Linked DNA regions of Mus musculus: region 2 is linked to region 1. Evidence: chromatin contacts called from ENCODE Hi-C data. All regions are on one chromosome and are shown on one strand. The core of a region is the stretch at or near the end of the contact, and the rest is flanking DNA. Distances in the headings are between cores, read along the strand shown. Region 1 holds the start of Tfb2m (transcription factor B2, mitochondrial). Region 2 holds the start of Lbr (lamin B receptor).

Region 1 (4,641 bases), core at 486-2,985:
CACACAGAAAGCTTACAGTAATTCTCAGGCCTATCATTTCTTTTGCAGTGAGGTGGTCCTAGCTTCTGTGTCTATCCTGAGAATAGGAGTTCTGCTCTCTAGGGCTTGATTTGAAGAACAGGAGGGCAGAAACACTTTCTTCCTGAAGCTACACCTGAGGGCTTCCAACTGTCCTTTATTCCAAAATACTCACTTATTATTAATGAGTCATGCTTTGAGGTTATCATTTTCGGGGCCCCAGTAGGAACTAGAAAAGAGATTTCAGAACTCCCAAGCTTTCAGAAACTCAACAAGCATGGAACACTCAACAGGTCCTAGTCTTTATAGATATATTACTTTAGGAACATAAAAATATACCTCCAAATGTGGAATAAAAGTCTTTTCACTTTCAAAGGCAACCACTCTGGCACCAGCTTTAAGTAATGCCCCAGTCAGGATTCCAGGACCTGGTATATTAACAGAAAAACTTTATTTGCAAAATAAACAACATACTGTCTGATTCTGTCTCTCCATTTCTATCTGTCTGTCTGTCTGTCTGTCTGTCTCTCTCTCTCTCTCTCTCTCTGTGTGTGTGTGTGTGTGTCTTTCTCTTCCTCTATTTTTAAGACAGGATCTCACTGTGTAGCTCTGGCTGTCCTGGAATTCACTCTGTAGACCTCGATGGCCTCCAACTCACAGATCAGTCTGCCTCTTGCTGGGATTAAAGGTGTGTGCCATTGCATCCGGCCACAGTCACTTTCAAAGTCGACTTTACACAAGCTTCAACGACACAATGTTTCCAGATAACATTCTTTTTGCATATAGAAAACTATGATTAGGCAGTTACCTTGAACCCACAACATCTCAACAGGTAAGCTGTACAGCCTTCTGTCTGTCAGTGACAGCAACACTTACTGTCCTAACAAATGTCACTATTTCCTAGAAGAAAAACAAGTATATAAGATAGTATGTAAGATTGCGACTACCTCTTACTCACGGACTATTTGAATGTTTAGCCATAAAAATTACTGTCAAGTCTAAACGAAATGACTGTCAGTAAGAAGTGATGCTTAAGAAAGAAAAAAATACAATTCAGGGTCAATGAGAACGCTCAGAGGGCAATGGCGGTTGGCGTAAAGCCTGAACACTTCGTTTCAATCATTGAGATCACAAGTGTAGGGCGAGAACTGACTCTCGCTAAGTCGTCTTCTGACCTAAACACGCGCGCATACACAATAAACAAACACTAATTTAGGATATTGGGCACGTAAACGCTAAGGGCAAAGCTTCTGTTCAACTCACCTGGATTGCACTCTAGTATAATTTGACGGGATGGGTTTTGGTGCTCCAGCAGGTCCCGTACCAGGTTCCTGGCCGCTTTCTTACATGCTATGTGACGCGTAGGCTCCGATCGATTCCTGGATGTCCACGGGGACGACTCCTCCAAATCAGAATCAGGCAACGGCTCTATATTGAAGTCAGAGAAGCCGCGGCGGTTCCTCGTTTGCCAGTCCTTCCGCGTCGCCGCTCCGGACCCTAGAATGCAAGATGGGCCGCGGGCCAACGCTGACAGCGCGATCCGCGGGGGAAGCCGCATCGCCGGTCCCCTCATCCTCCTCTAAAGTCCACCTCAAACACCAGTTAAGGTAGCCTCTGCGAAGAACGCAGAGCACCCCATCACACGTGCACACATTTCACCACCACACTAGGCCGGGCGGAAGTAAACATTACGAATGGCGCATGCGAACGACCTAGCCTCAGTCCTTTGCTCACTCGCTTCCGCTTCCGCCTAGGCTCCGCCCCCAGGCTCCTGTGCGTGGACTCTCCGGGTGTGTCCGTGCTGGAACTCTATGGTCGCCCGCCCTCCGCACTTCCTCTCTAGCCGCGGTCTCGCACTCTATGCTCCTCGGTCCGGCCGCCAGCCGGGAGGGTTGCGCAGAGGGAGGCGGGGCGGGAAGGCTAGAGGTGTCCGATCCTCCAGTGCCGCGGGAGACCCGAGCCGGCGGTGTGACAGCTCGTCGGCCGCCATGTCAGCGCGCGGGGCTGGAAACAGACCCGGCGCCCGGCGGTAGCCCTTGCATTGCCTCGGATGCCCAGGTAAGACCAGCAGCCCGGCTGCAGGGGATCAGCCGGCTGGCGGCGACCGCCGAGCTGTGGGGAGTCGCTGGCTCCTCCCCGGGCGCTGTCCTCCCCGGAGTTGCAGCGGGTCCCTCTCGCATCCGCCCCCTCTCGGATCTCCTGTTTTCCCCGCTTTTCTGCGGGTACGCGGTTGTCGCGCGTCGCGCCAATTTCTCCGCGCGCGCTCCCCTCCCCGGGGACCCGGCAGCTTCTACTCCGCGTCGGTGTCTCTGTTCGGTGGCCCGTCGCCTGTGCCAGCTTCCCTGCGGGTAGCTTTTATTTGCCCCCATATACCTTCTTTCCCCTCCACAGCTACCTCTTTGGTTGTCAGGAACCGCCGAGTGCCTCCCTTCTTTCCCTCCCTGTGGGCCAAGATTTACCTTTTCTTTTTAATATGCATGTTTGCAAGACTGAAATTTCAGGCTGAAAAATTTTAATATTTGAAAGCTTAAAATTCCTTCCCATGTTTAAAAGGATTAAAGCCTTAGGAAGCTTCCTTATTCTCTGTGTAAACTTAGTTAAGCACATTGTACCGTAGAATGCAATTTAAAAGGCCGATTGCAAAGACTAAAAATAGGATACTCTAATGGGAATTTTGGCAGTGTTAGAAGATCCTTTTCTTTGAGAGTGATTTCGGTGTTTGGGGATCGTACTCAAAGCTTTGCCCATTATCCCTTCCATCAAGGCTGGAAGCTGCGGCCAATCAACTTCTTAGTTTAAAATATGTACAATCCTTTCTGCTTACTCTGCTGGCAGCATAATTGAGCTTGGCATATAAATGCACAAGGAAAGAGTTTCTCAGGAATGTGTCACCTGCCAAGTAGCCTCAAGATTGCCCTTAGCTAATGAAACTCTAGGGCGGAAAGAATTGACACCTGAAGATGGCCTTTTTTGCATGGTAAGTTAGTACACTGCAGAAGCTATTAACTGTTGTTCACTGATCTTGATTTTGTTAAGTTTTTGTTTTGTTTTTTAACATCCTTTCTTTATTGAAATTATTCTTCCCAGGCATGGTGGTAAAAGTCTGTGCTCCTGGCATTCAGGAGGCTGATTACCCACCAGTTGGAGGCCAGCCTGGGATGCATAGAGTTCAGGGCTAGTTTAGGATATAGTGAAACCATGTCTCAGGAAAAGAAAAAAAGCAAAGGTGACCCCCCCCCATTGGCATTTTGATAAACTCAGAAGGATTCTAGACTTGCACCCCTCCCCAGAGCTATATTTTAACAATTGAATATGGCAGAATGATTTTTATAATTTTTATTAATTAAATAATTAATTAACTTTACCTCACGATCCTTGCCTCCCCTGCCTCCTCTCCTCCCAGTCCCTCCCTCAGAATGATTTTTAAAAAATATCAGAGCAATAACAAAATTTACTTACCCAGTATATTCTTGAGTTTTTCATTTTTAAAATAAGCCTCTTAAGGCAAGGGGATTGTAGCTCAGTGGTAGACCACTTCGCACGTATAAGGCCCTGAATTCCAGACCTAGCACCATTTTTAAAAATTTCACAATGCCTGTGGACCACAGCCTACTCAGTCCAAGGAAACTTGGGGCAGGGTTTATTTTCCTTTTGAGTGGTTGGCGTTAGGAAAGTTATATTTATCATTGTCCTTCTTTGTTAGGGGTCAAAGCCTGGGCTTTGCACACGCGCTGGGCGAGTGCTCTGCCCTGGAGCTACCTCCCCAGCTCCCTGTTTCTGTTTGTGTATGTGGTATGCATGTGTGTGCCTGTGTAGTGTGATGTCACGTGACTGTCACTGTCCACTGTTTTGTTGAGACATGTTCTGTTCCTGACCCTGGAGCTCAGATCCTGCTGGGCTGGCTGTCCGTCAGTGTCCACGGCTCCGTCTGCCTCCATCCTCCACGCACTCAGGTTATGGGTGTGGGTCTTTGGGGATCAGGACTCAGGTTTCCATGTTTTCTCTGCAAACGCCTTCCCGCCTGAGCCCCCACCCTTGGTTAACTCAGCATCCCTGGCACTGCAGGCCTTTGCCATGTGCCTAGTTGTTTCCCTCTGCATAGAGTTAATGGTATACTTGTCTGCATTTGCAGGTACTCGAGCAATACAGAAAGCACCCACCCCATGTCCATTTCACTTTTAAAATGAATCTTAGAGTCAGCATTTAGACCTACATTTTTAGAAAAGCTTAATTAAAGTTTTTTTTTTTTCACAAATTGCTTAGCAGTTGGGGCTTTTGTATCTTGTGCAATTTTTGTGCCTTTGAAGTAATTTTTCTTTCTAATAGTGCCTGCTGGTTTCTTTATGGCTGGTTTTAAATTATTTTTCTTATTAAGTTATCATAATCAGATTGCTTGAGAACGGAAACTACTGGTTTCTCTCTTTTTTTTTCTTGTAGCTTTTAAATGAGAATTGAAATTGGGAAATACTAAATGACAGTTCTGGCTTGCATCAGACTCAAGGCTGGAGAAGCATTATTCAAAGGCGTGGAAGATAATTCTAAAACTTGACTAGCAGTCCCACTTACCAGGTGGAAATGGTCTTAGTGGCTTTACTCCTCTGTATAGCAGAGTTACAAGTAGTT
Region 2 (4,958 bases), core at 1,648-4,147, 2.3 Mb after region 1:
GAAACCTTCAATACTTCAAGAAACCACAACTTTCAAGAATTATCATTTACATGAGGTAATATCAAATGATGGCTGTGCTAGGAGCTCTCTGAGGTGTTATTTCTCACTCCGGTGACCAACAGATCCACAGGATAAAAGCCAGTGCTCTGATACCAATGATAAGATAAGCAAGCAGCAGACAGAAAGACTCCTTCACCTGCTGAGCAAGTCTCCATACATCACCCAAGCACACAAAGACACACTCCGGAGGCCAAGAGCTGGTTATGCAACTCTACAGGAACGCTAAAGACTCTTGCAGACTGTGGAATTAAGGAGAAAGTTGCATTACCTACCCCTCCCAAGAAAGTCTTTCTAAATAACATTTCTTCACTGTTAATCCCCTGAAGGAAAAAAAAACAAAAAACAAAAAAAGACTTCCCAAGCTCCATCTGTTTAGACAGACAACAGATGAAAGAAAACGAAAGTGCTTATCTGGTGATAAGAGGTTCATTACTGAGCCTGCCTCAGTCCCCCTAACTTGTGAGATAGCATCTCTGGGATAAGGAGTATGCTTGGGAGCTGTAGGAATGAAGTCAGACTGGCAGAAGCGACCATGAGGGCCCTCGGGAAGCAGGAGAGCACTGGCTCACATCTGCACAAGGAGGAGGGGCACAAAAAAGGAAGGTGACAACAGAAAACTCTGTCCATTTCAACACTCAGTTCCAAGTTGCCCGGGACAAAGAGGAAGGAAATGTGCTGGGCTTCCTTCTCTGAATCCCCACCTCTCTTCCTCCCCAGATCAATTAGGTTCTCCTACTCTTTCCAAAGTTTGAGAAAGCCCACAATGTCTTTCTATATGAAGGTGCCAGTAGGATCTCAAACAACACTTCAAAAACTTGCAATAGGAGCACTTTGTGGCTTGGGGACCGCCTGCATCTTTAAAAGGCCCTGGAACAGATTTATTCTGAACTATCAGAAGCATCCAATCCTTGCCATTCATCCCATCCAGGTACTAACCACGTCTGATCCTGTTTGGCTTCAGAGATCTGATGAAATCCAGAGGATTAGAATGGTATGGCCCTAGACTCACTGCTGTTTCTCTACTGCATCTTGAAGACACCACATTAACTATGAGTCCAACAAAGAACACAAGTCAAAGTTTAAAAAAAAAAAAATTCTATTACTTATTAAATAGTAGGTAATACATAATCAAGGCACCCAGTAGATATTTGAGCCTCAATTTTTCAAAAATATGCCTATAATGTGTAATATAAAATTTGATCCCCAGAAAAAAAGGGAGGAAAAGAACTGAGACTAGCAGGGCATGGTGGCTTTAATCCCATTCTTTGGGAGGCAGAGGAAAACAGACCTCTGTATGTTGAAGGTCTGCCTAGCCTGCACTGTGTTCCAGGACAATAAAGGCTGTGCAGAGATCTTGTCTCAAAAAAACAAACAACAACAACAACACAAACCATGAACTGACACTGATGGTGATATTTTATATAGCATGTGGAGAACGACCTTGTCTTAGGAGACAAAAAAAAAAAAAAAAAAATGGGCTGCCAACAAGATATGAATGCCACTTTGCACAAGATCCACACAGTCAGTGGAAACTACATAACACATCCCAAAATATTGCCCAACAGGAGATAATTATACTGGATAGGACAAGGAGGCTCCAGACTCCCGTGTATTCTTATGCACCCAAGTAACGCATAAGAGACGCACACAGGCTTCCCTAAACAAACAGGTTGTTTGCAAAGAAAAGTCACTCGCTAAACTGTACCCTCAACCACATACCGCAGAAATTCAAGAATCCTCAGGCTTTTTTCCTGTCAACCCAGATTCTTGCTAACCCGAGGGTCATTTGGCACTGAACGCCTCACATATTATGGTACAATATAACACTATGTATCAGTGTGGCCGATTTCTTTCTACGATGCTCCGGTGCGTTACTAAGATCTTTAATCGTTTCCCCCCCTCTCCCAAATTCACTTAATGTGGCAGAAAGAAAAAGCTCAAATGGTGGCTCACAGCTACCCTTTAACACCTGAGCCGGCACAGGCCTGCTAGGCAAAACGCAAACAGGAAGGCGTTCGCAGGGTCTGTGCCCCTTCAGAGCCGTGCAGGAGAAAGCTGGCTGTCCTGGCAGAGTGGCCTTTTCCCTTAATACCCAAAAGCACGCTAATCTTAACAGTCCTTACTCACTCCCGCCCCAACTCCCCAGTCAACGCTCATCATCACCCTCTCTGTCCGTATTAGGTCCTCCATCCCGCGCTTCTCTGTAGCCCCATCTTCTAACCCTCAGAGCAGCTGCTACTTTGTAGCCCCAGATCTAGTCCTGCTCCTGCACCTGAGCCACGGCCCTAGCACACCAAGTGCGCTACACAGGGCGGGCGGGCGCAACGCCAGGCCAGCCCGCCATCGCCGAAGTGCCCCGGAGCAGGCCCTCCGCACCCCAGCGCGCACTGAGTGGCCCTCGAAGCTGCTGGAGGCGCGAGGTCCGCTGTCACCGCGCAGAAGCACTCAGGAGGCCCGGATAGGCGGGACGGCGCCCTGGCAGGAGCCAGAGGCGGTTAACCCCTCCTCCGAAGGCCGCCCGCTTTCCGAGGGCCGGGAAGCCGCGGCGAGCACAGCCCAGCCCGGCCCGGCCGGGGCACCCAACGCGCGCGTCCGAGACGGGGATCGGGGGTTGTCCGCCATCCGAAACCCGCGCTCGACTTCCGGCCCGCGCGGCCCCAGCCTCGCCGGCCGCCCCGGGGAACCCGCTCTCCACACGCGGCGGAGTCCCGCGCCGACGCTCACCTGGCCGCGCTCCGGCGGGAACTCCAGCCACTCCAGGACAGTCACCAGCAGCCAGCGGCGACTCCGCGCGCGACACAGCCGGCCGCGCTCTCGCGCCCCCGAGGTCCCGCCCCTAGCGAGGCTGCCCTGAGCTCCCCATTGGTCCCTCGACCTTTTGAATCATCGCCGGCGCTGGCGATTGGTCGAGGGCCAGTGGCGCGTCCAGCCCGCCCGCTCGTGAGCGTCCGGCGTCCCCACCCGGTTTATCTCCGCAGCCCAGGCACCAAGCCGCGCTTTGGCTCGCGCCCTCCTGCGGAGCGATCTAGGCCGGCGGTCTGGGAGGAGGGTGAAGCTCGCGCGACGCCAGGCAAAAGCGTCCGCTGCTGTCACCCGGCTCTCGGTCCGTGTGTAACCTCGGGAGCCAGCGGGCCGCGCGCTTAGTCCGGCCACGGCCGAAGCCCGCGGGCTTCGCGTCCCGCCTGGACCCGACCCCAGCAGGCCCAGGCCGGAGCCCCCAAACTCCCCCCCCCCCTTACACTTGCCACCACTGGTTGTTTCCTTCCTCTCGGGTTGAGAGTTCAAAGCAGTTCGTTAAAGCTCCCTACTTCGCCGTGCTGTTTTTAAAGGTATTTCCAACATCCCTTATTAAATACATCTGAGTGTCTTCCTGCCTCGGAAGCACTGTGGGTTCAGATGCAAGGCTGAAATAAGTCTTTTCATCCGCAGCGTGGCTTCAGGTGCACAGCGCTGTCACCTTCTCAGCTACAAACGAGTGAGTAAGTGCGTGCCTCGGAGCCCTTCCTAAGAAAGAGTGCTCACCACGATTTGATTTGTCATTGCCGTTGGGGTTGCCCTGGGTGGAAATCTAAACCACAGATGTGTGCATCAAGAAACCTCTAAACGTAAAGTTTGGCAAATCCCTTAAGCTTCAGCTCTTAAAGACGAATCCTACTCCGAGTCCTGCGGCAAATAACACAGGAAAACACCATGGGAAGGATGTCGTTTGAGATAAATTCTACTAATACCAAAGACATCCTTCACTCCTCAAACCCAGAGCCAAGGTTCCGTTGGGTTCCCTCCACAGGACATATAAGCATTTTCACTTACAAAATAAAAGACCAGAGGCGGGGAAACCTTGTAAACTTTGGTTTATAGTTTCTTCAAAAGGACCAGGCCAGTGAGGCTGGAGAGCCAGCTCAGATGATAAAGAACCCTGCCTTGAAAGAATAAGAACTTTGTGAGCACTTGAGACCCTCAGCACTAAAATTAAAACAAGAGGAAGGTGCTCTCAAAAGGCTGTAACTATAATGAAGGGGACAGAGGTAGCTGGGGACAAACAGATCTCCCTGGACTCAGTTGGTAACAGCTAGGATTTTGTGAGACACCCTGTCTCAAAGAGCAAGATGTTGCGCAGTTGGAGAAAGACAACTTACACTAACCTTTGGCCTTCATGTATACACTTGCACACACACACACACACACAAATAAGCCTGTATACGAATTCAACATCATACCTTATATTCACTAAAGATGTTTGTGTGTGCAAGGCATGGGTACATACAGAACTCATTCCTGCTTTTCCTTAACATTTAACTTTAAATTTTTTAATTTTATTAATAAGTTAGAAGAGGTAAGGACATGGATCCGGACCTACTAATTAATTGTGAAAATTAGATGCAGCTGTTCATTGGGAAACGCAGCTGGCAATAATTCCTTATAACATTCTCTTATTTCAGATTCACGAAATTGCCATTTGTAATCAGTACATTCAGGTAGATGAAATGTTTGTTTGTTTTTTTAACCACATGTATATCAGTAAGTTCTTAATGGATTTTGGGTCTTTCTCTATCTAAATCTCATGGTTGCATAATTTGCAATTAGATGTGAGTTGTAGCCTCACTGCAGCCTGTTTAAACTACCAAGTTCATCTTTTTCTTTAAAAGCTAGAGGTGGAGCATAAACCCTTTACCCTTGGCCAGCCACACCCCAGCCCCTGGTAAATCAATCCTAAAGATCCCTTTCTCTGACTGTTAGCTAAGAAGTAAGCCTAAAAATATGTTTGGATGCTCTCAGAGTCCAGAAATACTTCTCTGCAGAAAAATATCCCAACTTCAGCAGGACACGGGACAGCCATGCAGAAACCCTGGCCTGCTGGAATCTGAACAGATGTGGTGGTCTCTGGACCTCCCCAGGCT

Evidence for each region. Hi-C counts contacts between places; a loop is a spot of excess contacts on that map.
Region 2: a loop to region 1 is called in a map of regulatory T cell, with 8 times the contacts of the local background. The contact joins the promoter of Lbr here to the promoter of Tfb2m in region 1. A Hi-C loop is called at or near these places in 2 of 37 maps with a recorded cell type or tissue (regulatory T cell and v-Abl transformed pro-B cells).

The regions. Positions count from the first base shown.
Region 1 is chr1:179,544,541-179,549,181 of GRCm38, forward strand. Tfb2m (transcription factor B2, mitochondrial) reads right to left here and starts at 1,736. Exons shown (of 8, transcript NM_008249.5): 1 at 1,282-1,736; 2 at 358-446. The coding sequence starts at 1,591. It overlaps Cnst (consortin, connexin sorting protein), which reads left to right and starts at 1,989. Exons shown (of 11, transcript NM_146105.3): 1 at 1,989-2,076.
Region 2 is chr1:181,839,504-181,844,461 of GRCm38, forward strand. Lbr (lamin B receptor) reads right to left here and starts at 2,898. Exons shown (of 14, transcript NM_133815.2): 1 at 2,785-2,898.